Linked DNA regions of Homo sapiens: region 1 is linked to region 2. Evidence: read pairs that join two places in POLR2A ChIA-PET (ENCODE). Cell type or tissue: Panc1. All regions are shown on one strand. Each heading gives the region's core, and the rest is flanking DNA. Links, peaks and the distances in the headings are about the cores only. Region 1 overlaps ATXN1 (ataxin 1). Region 2 overlaps ATXN1 (ataxin 1).

Region 1 (4,392 bases), core at 266-4,265, 330 kb after region 2:
AAATCAAATTCTGCCAGTGTAGTGCAAAAACTGCTATAGACATTAGACAAATTATTGGATGTAGCTATGTGCTAATAAAACTTTATTTACAAGAACAGGCTGGATTTGGCCCATGGACCATAGTTTGCCTACTCCTGGTCTGGATGAATGCCTCCTTGTTGCCATTCAGTTCACAGAGCTTGATATGAAGATACAGTTCACGAGATGTCCATCCCAAAGCCTCTATCCATTCCAAAGGGACTTATAAGAAGGACAATAAAGATTACCATTCCCCAACCAAGAACTTGACAACGGGGAAGAGATTGCCTAGTTAGCGGTTTATAGTAAGAACAAAATTTAGTGGATGAGAACATGGACATACAAAGCCAACTGAAGAAAGATAATTACTACCATCACCACTACCCCTGCCCCAGCCAGCACCTGATGAAATATAGTCATGAATTTAAGAAAAGACTGTGTCCTCAAAAGGGCGCCAGGGCTGGCTTAGCCAGGAAAGTACAGAGTCACTAAAGTCTATGTAGGCAATGCCAAGGTTGTTGGGGAGAATACAGTGTCTTCACAGGCAAGGCCACCCTAGTGAGATGACTGTAGGGAGTAGCAGGCAATGACTGACATGTTCCTGGTCCCACTAGAAAAGCCACCCTTCTCCTGAGATGAACAGAGAGGCAGGCTATGTTTGCTTGGTGCCACTTAACAGTCAACTCATCCCACTCCCTTGTTCCGATTCCCTGCTCACCAAGCAAACACCTGACTCCATATGGATCTTCCTTAGAGAGCATGTGCACTGTGACTGCTGCTGATACCTGCAGCCAGAGAGCAGCAATTTCTCAAGGCACATCAATAAAGTAGCTTCCAGTTAGGATTTACATTCCCATGCAGCTTAACACAGAGAGAGAATGTGCTCATCATGTGGGCCTTGAGAGTATGTTAGTAATGGTTTCCACTGCGGATTAACATTCTGGCATAACGATCTCGTGGGTCTGAGGATATGCTGGCATCATGGTCTCAACTCAGGCTCATCTGTGGCATAGCTCTCTGAATCAGCATGGCAAGCCCTGGACACAGACCAGAAGCCATCTCTAGTCTCCAAAAGCAGGGGCAGAAGGCGGCGATCGTATGCAGATCCAGCCAGCCCTCGCTGACAGCATGGCTTACACGCCACTTCTGGCTCTACTCACTTTCAACTGATTTTCACAGAGCTGTTTAGGATGATGAAGCCAAAGAACCTGGTGCTTCAGGACAAAGTTTCTGTTTGCTTCCCTATACATGTATAGAATGGAAACTGGCACAAGATTTAATTAAGTGATGTAAAAACCAGAGGAAAGTAAATAAGAGCAACAGCCAAATATCCACAGTACCAATTAGTGACTGGCAGAGTTGCCACACAACAAGGTGCAATGAACAGTTTATGTGTTTCTTTAAAAAATCTAAATCATAGTGAAGGGTCAATGATGCCCAGAAAATGCCAGCTCTTTTGCCCTATTAAGCAGAAAACAAAGGCTCAGTGTATAGAAGTTAGAAAACTTTTAGCCACAAAAATATGACAGTGAATTATGCCTCTTAATAATATGCATGGGGCAAAATGAAAGAGCATTCCAGAAAGAAGGTCAGTGCCTGTTTTGCCTAAATCTTGCCAGGATATGCAAGGCCAAATGCCCCCAAACCAAGGAAGGAAAACAAAACTAACTGCAACGGAGCAAGAATGCAAAGCACCTCCTTTCCTGTTAACTGTGACATAATTCATTTTTCTCCTTCTGTTCCAGAACTTCTAACCTATAGGTCATGCTTATACCCACAGAAGAACCAAGGGAGTAAGGAAGCTGCTGGTTTCCAAAGAAAATGCTTACTTCCCATTTGCAAAGCGTTTCGCTGGAAATGCTGTGTTGAGTTACACCATCCAACTAGGAATTAAATATATTATGCTCTTTGGTAAATTATCAAAATGTAAACCAACAGCTACAGTGGAGACCATCTGAACTGCCAAGAGTTTTAACACTGTGATTTTAGTGAGAAAGAACATTTCCCCTGCTGTTTAGTTTTCAGCTAAGTTCAGCCTAGCTGTTTAGTTTTCAGCTAGCTTCATACAAAGCTGTGCATTGTACGCACAGATGTGTGCACACAATGTATACATGAAGACAACCACACACTTTTGTTCATAGGTTTTTACTGGGAATTTTCACATAGGATTCATTAAGTGAAGGTATGTAGCATGATAAAACTGTCATTTCCTAAGTTTTTCTACCCACCATAATTTGGGAAGTGGCTTTGTTTCTCTGACTACTAGACTTCCTGGGGACTCTGTCTTTATTTCCCGGGGACTCTGTCTTTATTTCCCATAACATTTGCAGAGTGCCATGCACACAATGAGCACTTAATAAACATTTGTTGAATGATTCATCTCCACAATATCAACGCAATTAAGAGAAATCTGGCCTTTCACGTGAATTTATGATACAAGCAAAATAAGCACAACAAATTTTAAAGCTCTTTAGTCCTCTGTCTTCTTATATAGAAAACTATTCAGTATTTCTACATCAAAAATTCTCCAGGGAAGGATAAACATACATTTTTTTATACATTCCCCCAAAGCACAGGAAGAAAGAGCAACTTTATTTCATTTGTGCAAATTGATAGATCACCTTTTGAATTCATGCTAAACAGCTAAATGTCGCAAGCAGCATGCTGTCAAAAACTGTCAAGTGAAATAATTATTGATTGGTGCATTAAAATTAAAAACGAATGTAGATTAATAAATGAAGATGGCTTTAAGAAAAAGCATGTCATCTACAACTAGAAAAACCCGACAGCGAATCTGCCAGTCAGGGCTATAGGGCTTAGAATGAAAGATTAAAGAGGAAACAAGAATAAGAAGATAAAAATTAACCACACAATGGCCTTTGTGACAACCCATGACAGCTGAGATAGGCTCTCCGGATGGTCACATCCCACCTGTCCTTCCTTTTCCAGCCCCTGACATAAATGTCATGGATTTCCCGGGTGGGTCCTAAATCCAATGACCACTGTTCTTCTAAGAGACAGGAGAGGACCTGGTACAGACACAGAGGAGAAGGCCATGTGAAAACAGAGGCAGAGACTGGAGTGACGCTGCCACAAGCCAAGGAACGCCTGGAACCACCAGAGGATGACAGCGGCAAGGAAAGGTTCTCCCAACAGAGCTTCGGGAGGGAGTGTGGCCCGGCTGACACCTGATTTCAGACGTCTGCCCTCCAGAACTTTGAGAGAACAAATTCCTGTTGTTTTAACCCACCAAGTTTCTGGTAATTTATTAGAGCAGCCCTGGAAAACTAACAGAGTTTCCCATCACATTTAGCGTAAAATCCAAGCTCCTGCAGCCTCTAGATCAATTCAAAGGCTCCTTCTGGCCTCAGAGCCTTCACCTGGCCATTCTCTTCCTTTACAGTGCTCATCCTCAGATTCTCATCTCACCCTTCACCACTCCCATCTTCCAGGGCTGGCTCCTATACCTTACTGCAGTCTCTGTACAAAAGCCCATCCCCTAAGACTTTCCCTGACTCCACCAAACAAAAGAATCCCCTTCGCCCCTGCCATCACTCTTTCTCCTAACATATCCTACTCTATTTTGGGGGGTCTGCAAATAGAGTCTACTTATGCAATTTACTTGTGGTTGTCTCCACTATGAGAACATAAGCTCTCTGAGGGCAGGGACTTAGACAACCTTGTTTGTTCTCTGTTACGTCCTCAGTGCATACAACCATGTCTGGTGCAGAAAAGACATTCAATAAATACTTGGTTGTATAAGAATGAATAAATTATTTTTCTGTGCTTTCACTCAATTATAAAAGCCTGACTTGATTAGCACCATCAAGACATATGAGCTTAAGACATTCTCTGCATTGCAAGTCAAGAATGCTTACTATTATTTTTGAAAATATCTGAGGGTTTACAACCTCTCTCCAATGCTCTTCTATTAAAACTCAGTTGATCCAAACATGGCTTTTTTGCTTTTATTATTTGGGTCGAGCTAAAGCATGGTATAAAGGAGAGGCCTAAATCCTTTTCCTACCAGCTATGTGAGCCTGAGTAAGTAATTACCCTCTTTGAGCCTGTAGAAAAGAATGATAAAACATGCTGTGTCTATATCCACAGGGCTGCTATGAGAACCCATTGAGGTAACCCATCCAGCAAAATATTTCTTTAGATGCTGTTCAGGCCAGATACTGTGCTAGCAGTGACACAGTTAGAACCCAGGCAAGAAATGTCTGTCCTTATCAAGCATACCTCTAGGCACATTTTGCAAACTGTCAAGACTTGTGCAGATGTAATGGAATCTGAGATTTGTGCTTGACACACCCAGAGGATAACCAGCTCCCCCGTTCCAAATTATTCCTGCTCTGCATACCTATTAATACA
Region 2 (4,392 bases), core at 208-4,207:
CAAGGGTCTCTGCATCCTACAGTCTGTAAAGCTAATTCATAGGCTTGCTGCAAAGATAAATACTGCTTTAGATTCAAGTAAGCTCTGGATATGACTGTAAGAAATATATAATTATCATTATTTAAAAAAAATAGAACAAGAGACTTTCTATTTTACTTTGTTTATACTGCCCTCCTGACCAATGCTGTCTTCATTTACTTAATTACCATCCATCATCCTTGTCTTTTCCTGAGCACTATGTGCCTAAATTAAAAAGATGATAGTGGCCCGGCGTGGTGGCTCACGCCTGTAATCCCAGCACTTTGGGAGGCCAAGGCGGGCAGATCACGAGGTGAGGAGTTCGAGAGACCAGCCTGACCAACATGGTGAAACCTCGTCTGTACTAAAAGTACAAAAATTAGCCGGGCGTGGTGGCACGCGCCTGTCATCTCAGCTACTCGGGAGGCTGAGGCAGGAGAATCGCTTGAACCCGGGAGGCGGAGGTTGTAGTGAGTGGAGATGGCGCCACTGCACTCCAGCCTGAGTGACAGAGCGAGACTCCATCTCCAAAAAAAAAGAAAAAAAAAAAAGGAAAGAAAAAGATGATAGCATCCCTTGGTAGCAAATATACACGGAAAATTTCCATGTGGTTTATGCAGTTCTAAAAGAAAGCGACAGATATTGCATTTACTGTAGACCCACTTCCCAATTTCATTTGACTTCCTTTTGCCTTGAGAGTCCTTAATTTTCTTGTCTTCTTTAGGCTGTAAGACTACTGAATGAATGAAGGGGAGGCAGCAGTAGTCTTGGTTTCTGAACTTATCGACAATCCTTTCACTACAAGAACTACGCAGCAGATAAAAAGCGAGCATGTGACACACCTTCTGCTCATTTTCCTTCTGGAGGAAAAGAAAACATAGAAGCAAAATTGAAAAGGGTTAATGGAAAGCACTAACTAAACATTCAGGTGTACCCTGACTCACATAGGCACTGCAATCGTTCTATTTCAAATAAGTGGGACCAGCCCACAGGGCTCACAGGTTCATTGCACACAACTAAATGCTTAACCTGTTCCTTCCAACAGCAGGTGTCATGTGCAATGACATGACTAGCCCAGGATCAGTATTAAGAGTCCTGTGTACGTTCACCTTTTGTAAATCCTCTCACTGACTCACTGCACCAAGCTATGTTCTTGCTATTCATTTCCCAAAATTAGATTTCCTTACTGCAAGAAATACATACAGATTATTAATAGGCCTACTCCTTATTTTAAATATAAGGATAGTGAAGCTTGTTCAAGGTGACATAAAAAGTATCTGTAATGTCTGGCTAACACGAGCTTCCCAGGCTTTAAGTTAGCAGCTGGTCCCAAACTACAGACTCAAGTCCACCCTACTGCTACTAGTACTCTAACTGTGAGATCCTTGACCCATAGCTCTGTACTTGTTTTACTTCCCAAGAACTTCTGGCAATGGTAATTCTCACCTCTGAATGCTGATGTTTTTTCATTGCCATGTTTTCAGTATCTGTTGTCCTATCACCTTCCTGGCTAATCTTTATTACCCTCCATGCCCTGCATCTTGGGCCCCACTGAGAGCTTTGCTGGGAGTATGCATGCAAGCATCTTTCTCTCATACACTGCACTGCCTTTGGGATGCCTGAGTTCATACTATTTCCATAACTGCCCATCCCTGAAATAGATGAACAGTGGCCTTCTCTCTAGTTTAGAACTTGGGTTGTTAGACTCCTTGGGTCTATCTTAGCTTCTCTCCCTGTTTTCAGTTTGGATTTTCTACCTCCATTTGGCTTATCTATCTCTAGCGTCATATCTCCCTGATGATCCGTGGTAGTGGCGTTAATCCATTTACGAAAAACAAGACAACATAGATTCAAGGAGTCAAATAAACACATCACACACACACACACACACACACACACGCATGCACACAAGCAATGAAGATGGAACAGCAGAGAGTACACCAGACAAGAAGCCGTAAGTGTCGGTTCTAGTTCCAATTCCTCTCCACTGCAGCATCTCAGATGTAAACTGGCGTCAGTAACAGGTCCTGTCATCCACCTCCCAGGAAAATTGTCAAAGATAATAGTTATGGCCAGGCGTGGTGGCTCACGCCTGTAATCCCACCACTTTGGGAGGCCGAGGCAGGTGAACCATCTGAGGTTGGGAGTTTGAGATCAGCCTGGACAACATGGATAAACCCCATCTCTACTAAAAATATAAAAAATTAGCTGGGCGTAGGAGCACACGTCTGTAATCCCAGCTAATCAGGAGGCTGAGGCAGGAGAATCACATGAACCTGGGAGGCGGAGGTTGCAGTGAGCCGAGATTGCGTCACTGCACTCCAGCCTGGGTGACACAGCAAGACTCCATCTCAAAAAAAAAAAAAAAAAAAAAAAGTTATGAAGGTCTTCTGAAAACAAGAAAACACTATTCAGATGAAAACTATTATATTTATAGATTACTATTTTTTTTTAAAAAAAAGAAGCTCTTCTTTGAATTACCTATAATGCAACAGCAGCACCATCAAAATTGTGCACAATTCAATCAGAGGTTCTCAAACATGGCTGCCCATCAGAATCACCATTGTGCCTTTTAGGAAACACAGATTCTCAGACATTTGCAGTCTCTAATGGCCCTGGATTTTCTGGGCCAGTGCACAGGTAATGGTATTTTTTAAAAACATTTCCCCCAAGGGATTCTGATCAGTTAGGTTTGGGATCCACTTTCTAAAAATAACATGTTTCTCTGTGACGGAGGAAATTTAAGTATAACTATGATTCATGAATTTGTTATCTGTTTTTTTCTTCAGAGGATATCAGTTTAAGTGTTGGTTTTTAAACTGTAACTCTGAAGGCAAACAACTGGCAAGAGAGAGTTTTCAGGAAGAATGCTGGCTCTGGAAGGCAGCGGAAGGTTCTGGAAAAGCAATGTGTCCTATGAACTAGACTTTTCACCTGTAAGCATGGCAGGAAGAGGCTGTGCAAGGTGGTGGATGACTACAGGGCTTTGTTGTGGACTCCAGGCCTCTAATCCCTTTCAGTCTTTTTATTTCTCTGCCCTCAAAGCCCAGCAGCCTGGAGGGGAGAAGGCAGTGCCCTTGACTGCAGCCTGATGTTTCCTCCTGGCTTCTGGTGGCCTACGGTCTCCTTTACTGTAGGTTTCTGGAGCAAAAATCCAGCAGTCAGGTTACCAGGATCAGTGACAACTATGCAATAATTAGGGGCAGGCACCAGGAGGCAGAGAAACAGAGCTGGGTGGCAGAAACTCTATGATACCCCAAAGGAAACATCAACTCTTCTCAGAGGTGGTCAAGAACATGCCAGAAGCTTTGCCTGCCTGGTTGGCAGCAGAAATGGCACTAGCCAGTGATCACTCGTAACCTTGCTGCCTTCTTTACAGATGGCTGCTGTCAGGCTGTTTAATTTGGAGGAAATTCCAATGTCATCAGCAGAGACATGGCATTGGGGAGGGCTGCCAAGCACAAAGACAGAACTTGGCTTCCCCAGCTGATACCCATGGATACAGAAACAGGCTAGTCTTAACAATCTTTTAGACCTGACCTTAGTAGCAAACTGGATAACTGCCAGTCATAAAAGTGTTTCTAAAGTGGCCTGATTTTCTCCCCTCCTGTTAGGATCCTGGATGCTTGTAATGCTATTTATCAATGGTTATTTTGTGCTTACTGATGTGCAGACATTTTTTCCAACCCATTCTTTTTTTTTTTTGAGATGGAGTTTTGCTCTATAGCCCAGGTTGGAGTGAAGCGGTGTAATCTTGGCTCCCTGCAACCTCCGCCTTCTAGGTTCAAGCGATTCTCCTGCCTCAGCCTCCTGAGTAGCTGGGATTACAGGCGCCCGCCACCACACCTGGCTAATTTTTGTATTTTTAGTAGAGACAGGGTTTCATCATGTTAGGCAGGCTGGTCTCGAACTCCTGACCTCAGGTGATCCACCCGCTTTGGCCTCCCAAAGTGCTAGGACTAGAGGCATGAGCCATCGCACACGACCTCAACCATTCTTTATCTCTAAACTCACAAGACAGTGGTTCTCAAAGTGAGTCACCCAGGGAAAGCGGCATCATGATCACCTGTAAACTTGTTACAAATGCAAATTCTTGGGCTTTCCAGCAATCTGTGTTTGAACAAGTCCTCCAGGCAATGCCCATGCACTTGAAATTTGACAGTAACTCTCATAAGAGGTCACATGGCTCCCCTTAATGTAAACACACCAAAATGAAGTAAGAACCATTTTCTTTTAAGAAGTTTCAAGACCTTCAGACATTTTATTCGAGTAAATTCATAAGCAAAACACAAGCACATATTGACTTTTTTGCTTAATAAATATGATTTTCTCAGACCCACTAACAGATCACATGTTTCACCCACACAAAATAGT

The links. ChIA-PET counts read pairs that join two places held together with the same protein. Peaks named below come from ENCODE experiments on the same cell type or tissue, not always from the same donor. Only the 100,000 strongest peaks of a DNase experiment are listed, where the experiment ranks them.
Region 1: POLR2A ChIA-PET joins it to region 2 with 6 read pairs; 2 of 35 experiments call an interaction of 5 or more read pairs at or near these places.

Annotation. Positions count from the first base shown.
Region 1 is chr6:16,716,706-16,721,097 of GRCh38, forward strand. All of the region lies in intron 2 of ATXN1 (ataxin 1), which reads right to left. Among named protein-coding and RNA genes, the nearest start is that of ATXN1-AS1, 42 kb to the right of the region's middle. In Panc1, for the core only: no CTCF peak of the experiment used is centred there; no DNase peak of the experiment used is centred there; H3K27ac peaks cover 4,000 bases.
Region 2 is chr6:16,388,791-16,393,182 of GRCh38, forward strand. All of the region lies in intron 6 of ATXN1 (ataxin 1), which reads right to left. Among named protein-coding and RNA genes, the nearest start is that of GMPR, 150 kb to the left of the region's middle. In Panc1, for the core only: no CTCF peak of the experiment used is centred there; no DNase peak of the experiment used is centred there.